2 separate regions of the Homo sapiens genome follow, and region 2 is linked to region 1. A link is an interaction called in ENCODE POLR2A ChIA-PET data of the cell type or tissue named here. Cell type or tissue: MCF 10A. All regions are shown on one strand.

Region 1 (2,500 bases):
AGGGTGTGCACTACCCCTGTGATATTGTCCCTAACTCCCGGAGGGGAGAGGATGAGATCACTCCCAATATCTCAGAAGTTGTACTTCCCCCGTGATATTGTTCATCATATCCAGGGAGGCACAGGATGACATTCCATTGAATTTCATGACAGGCGTACATGCACAGTGTGATATTGTTCCTAACATCCAAGAAAGGAGAGGATGATGTTACTCCCAACAAAACAGTGGGTATACATTACCCCTGTGTTATTGTCTCTAATATCCGGGGCCGGGGGACAGGGGGAGAGGATAACATTCCCTCAAATTTAACAGATGGTTTGACGCCCCTTGTGGTGTTGTTAATATCCAGCGGGGAAGACAATAATACTCTTTTTGATAGTCTGATTCATCCGCTCCACCTTTCTGGAACTCTGAGGCCGGGAGGCGGCATGCAGTTTCTGTGTGATCCCCAATACCTTTGCCGTCTTCTGTACCAAGGCAGCCAAAAATGCAGGCCCGTTATCTGAGCCAATTCATAAGGCCAGTCGAAATCTCGGAATCAGATCTCGAAGAAGCACAGGAGTTACTTCACGAGCTTTCTCAGTTCGTGTTGGATAGGCCTCCACCCACCCAGAGTAGGTATGTGCAAGAACTAGTAAATACTTGTTACCTCCACACTTTGTCATCTCTGTGAAGTCTACCTGGAGATCTTCAAAGGGGGCTGCTCCATAAGCTGGTATGCTGGGTGGAATGGCTGGACCTTGCCTCGCATTATGCTGTCGGCAGGTAACACACCGCTGTGTCACCGTTTTGGCGAGGGCTGACAAATGCGAGATGTAGAAATACTGGCCTAACAACTTTTCCAGTGACTCCTGACATTGATGGGTGGTTTCATGCACAGCCACTACAACTGCAGCTCCTCGCAGCTGTGGCACAGCTACTCTCCCATCTGGTAACCGAATCCATCCTTCCTCCATCACTTGTCCTTCCCTCTACCTGGAGAAAGTCCTTTTATTCTTTAGAAGAAGTAGGTCCAAGATCAGGTGCTTGAGGGAGCAGAGGAGCTGTGACTGATGCCTGGAAAGGGGCAGATGCTGCTTTTTGAGCCTCTGAGTCAGTGCGGGAATTCCCCAAACCCAGCAAGGTGGAAGCTCGCTGGTGTCCTCTGCAATGCATAACTGCCACCTTGTGGGGTTTCCATACTGCTTCTAATAATTGCAAGATTTCTTGTTGATATTTTCTGTCTTTTCCCCCAGAGTTCAATAGGCCCTTTTCTTTCTATCATGCTCCATGCACTTGAAGGGTTAAAAAGGCAAACCGAGAATCAGTGTAAATGTTGACAGTCTCAGCCTCACTGAGTTCTAAGGCCCGAATGAAAGCAATGAGTTCAGCTTTCTGGGCTGAAGTGCCCTGGGGCAACCATCTGGCTTCAGGGTTACCACTGAATACCCTGCGCATCTCTCTCCTTGTGGGTTGAAGAAGCTGCTCCCATCCACGTATAGTTTCCAGTCTACTGATGCCCAAGGCTGGTCCTGGAGGTCAGGTCTGCTAGAGTCAATTGAGTCCAACACTTCTACACAATCATGCTCAACAGGGCTCTGTGATACCGGGACCAAGGTGGCGGGGTGTAGGGTGTTACAAACTTCAATGGTTATACGGGGATTTTCACAGAGCAAACTTTGGTACTTGGTAAGTCTAGTATTCGTTAGCCAATGATGTCCTTTAGTATTCATTAAAGTCACCACAGCATGGGAAGCCTTTATGTTCAGGTTTTGCCCAAGAGTCAGCTTATTTGCTTTTTGTACTAGTAGGGCAGTTGCTGCCAAGGTCTTCAAACAGGGGGGCCATCCTTTAGAAACCCCATCTAGTTGTTTAGAGCGCTAGGCCACCGGCCTCAGCCAGGGCCCCACAGTTTGGGTTAAAAGTCCACCTGCCATCTTTTCTCTCTCTGACACATACAATGTAAAAGGCTTTGTCAGATTGGGTAGCCCCAGGGCTGGGGCTGACATAAGTTTTTCCTTTAACTCATGAAAGACTTGCTGTTGTTGGGATCCCCATTCTAAAGATTCCCAGTCCCCACCCCCTCTGTGACCTCTTACAAAGTCTTGGCTAATACTGCAAAGTTTGGGATCCACAGTCTACAAAACCCCACAGCTCCTAAGAATTCTCTCACCTGCCTACTGCTCTTAGGCTCTGCTAGATTGCAAATGACCTGCTTTCTTTCTGATCCCAGGCTGTGTTCCCCCTGTTGGATAGTAAATCCCAAGTAACGTACCTGCTGTCGGCAGATCTGAGCTTTTTTTCTTGGACACCTTATACCCGCAGACCTCCAGGTGCTGGTGTAGGGCATCTGTTCCCTTGGCGCACCCGACTGCCGTGGGGTGTCCCAGCAAAAGATCATCAACCTACTGGAGCAACACGCAGCCTAGGTCTCTGGTGGGAAACTTCTGGAGGTCTCGAGCCAATGCCTCCCCGAAGATGGTGGGGGAGTTCTTGAACCCTTGGGGAAGCCCGGTCCAAG
Region 2 (2,500 bases), 240 kb before region 1:
ATTGTTAAGTCCCTGATGTAAAATGGCAGGAAAACCTGAATTCTGCCTTTGGTGGGCCAAATTCTAAAGATATCATTCCAAGATCCCATCCCCTCATTACTGAATCAAACACAATCTGGGTACGACCATGTAGGGACTCTGCAGATGGAATTAAGAATACTAATTAGATGACCTTCAAATAGATTATCCTGGATTATCTGGGTAAGCTTGCTATAATCACACAGACCCTCGAAAGCAGAAGTGAGAAAAGGCAGGAGGAAGGGTCAGACACTAAAGTGTGAGAAGGAAGCCACCTTTCTGGCATTGAAGATGAAGGAAGGGAACCACAAACAGGAATGCAGGCAGCCTCTAAAGTTGAGAAGAATCCTCAGCTGACAGCCAGTAAAGAAATGGGGACCTAGGCCGGGCTCAACAGCTCACGCCTGTAATCCCAGCACTTTGGGAGACCGAGGCGGGTGGATCACCTGAGGTCAGGAGTTCGAGACCAGCCTGACCAACATGGTGAAACCCCATCTCTACTAAAAATACAAAAAATTAGCTGGGCGTGGTAGGCACCTGTATTCCCAGCTACTCAGGAGGCTGAGGCAGGAGAATTGCTTGAACCCGGGAGTCGGAGGTTGCAGTGAGCCGAGATCACGACACTGCACTCCAGCCTGGGCAACAGAGTAAGACTCTGTCAAAAAAGGAAGGAAGGAAGGAAGGGAGGGAGGGAGGAAGGAAGGAATGGGGACCTCAGTCCTACAGTCACATGGAACTGAATTCTGCCCTCCTGAATGAGCCTGGAAGTGGTTCATCCCCTGAGCCTTAACAGAACACCACCCTGCTACCGTCTTGATTTTGGCCTAAGGAAACCTAGAGAAGAGAGCCAGATGTGCCTGGACTTCTGTCCTAAAGAATTGTGAGATAATAGATTTAAGATAAGCTTGTAGTAATTTCTCAGGGCAGCAATAAAACACTGACATAATGTCTATGAAACACTGTCTCATGTGCTACAGGTAAACACCAAATGCAAGCTGCTGTCAGAGCAGACTCCTGAAAAGGACAAAGCTGGAGCCTCACCAGGCGTATAAAGCAGGTTGTGTGGCTGTGCTGTGACAGCCTACTAATAAATCTGTATGGGCAGAACTCCACCTAAGCCTTATTTTCATTCATGCCTGGTTGTGAGCTCACAAGGAGGAAATCTCTAGCTCTTACTTCCTCTGACTTTTGGTAGTAATTACAATGTGCCATAAAGAATCTAATACCAGCTGGGCATGGTGGCTCACGCCTGAAATCCCAGCACTTTGTGAGGCTGAGGTGGGAGGATCACTTGAGCCCAGGAGTTCAGGACCAGCCTGGGAAACATGGTGAAACTCCATCTCTACAAAAAAATACAAAAATTAGCTGGGCATGGTGGTGCGTGCCTGTACTTGGTGAGGAGGGCGGGGGGTGGGGAGAGCTGAGGCGGGAGGATCACACAAGTCGAGGCTGCAGTGAGTCATGCTCATGCTACTGTACTCCAGTCTGGGTGATAAAATGAGGCCCTGTCTCTGGAAAAAAAAAAAATGCAGCTGATTTCCTTAGCTTTGTAGGAATGGTTAAGAAAATAGCTACAAACAATTGAACAACCACAAACTTTGATTTAAAGATATCCCTGGAGGAAAGATCGATCTTCCTAGAATGGCTAATTTCAGAGTTTGTCTAAGGAACTCAGGAAGTAGGCCTTAAGCCACAGGGCTCTTCTGTTGTTTGCACAAGGAGGAAGTGAGCCCTCCACTGCCTGAAGTAACTGACTCCAAAAGGAAGGCAGGATCCTTGAGAATTTTCTTTCCCTGTGGGTTCAGACCAGCCCCTGGACCAACAGCAACAGCATCACCTGCGAACTTATTAGACATGCAAATTCTCAGCCCCTCCCCAGACCACAGAGTGATTCCGATGCCCCACTCAGGCTTGTTTTTTGTTTTTGAGACAAAATCTCGTTCCGTCGCCCAGGATGGAGTGCAGTGGTGCGATCTCAGCTCACTGCAACCTCTGCCTCCCAGGTTCAAGTGATTCTTATGCCTCAGCCTCCTACAGACAGGCACCACCACACCCGGCTAATTTTTGTATTTTTAGTAGAGACAGGGTTTCACTATGTTGGCCAGGCTGGTCTCGAACACCAGACCTCAAATGATCCGCCCGCCTCAGCTTCCCAAAGTGCTGGGATTATAGGTGTGAGCCACCTCACCTGGCCTCCCACTCAAGTTTGAAACCCACTGGCACGGCCTGTCTGGAGTAGCTATGCAAGACCTTGCCCACAGCCCAAGAAAGCTCAAAATTCAAGTATGAAGACAAAACAGTATGATGTTAAATGACTTGGGAAAAACAGCAGCGGGAGGGAGGAAGGCAGCGATTGAGCTGTACCTGAGGCTGGGGGCACGAGGGGAGACTGGCGTCACTGAATGGGACCACAGAGGTGGGAGGCAGGGGGTTTTACTCTTTCCATTTCCTAAACGAAGTAAAAGCAGTTGGAGGAAGAGAA

Evidence for each region. Peaks named below come from ENCODE experiments on the same cell type or tissue, not always from the same donor. Only the 100,000 strongest peaks of a DNase experiment are listed, where the experiment ranks them.
Region 2: POLR2A ChIA-PET joins it to region 1 with 5 read pairs; 2 of 35 experiments call an interaction of 5 or more read pairs at or near these places.

Annotation. Positions count from the first base shown.
Region 1 is chr2:158,884,121-158,886,620 of GRCh38, reverse strand. No RefSeq gene overlaps it. Among named protein-coding and RNA genes, the nearest start is that of TANC1, 83 kb to the left of the region's middle. In MCF 10A, a CTCF peak has its summit at 1,164 (motif pointing left); a DNase peak (open chromatin) is centred at 1,052.
Region 2 is chr2:159,123,788-159,126,287 of GRCh38, reverse strand. All of the region lies in intron 4 of TANC1 (tetratricopeptide repeat, ankyrin repeat and coiled-coil containing 1), which reads right to left. Among named protein-coding and RNA genes, the nearest start is that of MIR6888, 62 kb to the left of the region's middle. RefSeq lists enhancers at 1,676-2,187, 2,188-2,500. In MCF 10A, no CTCF peak of the experiment used is centred here; a DNase peak (open chromatin) is centred at 1,467.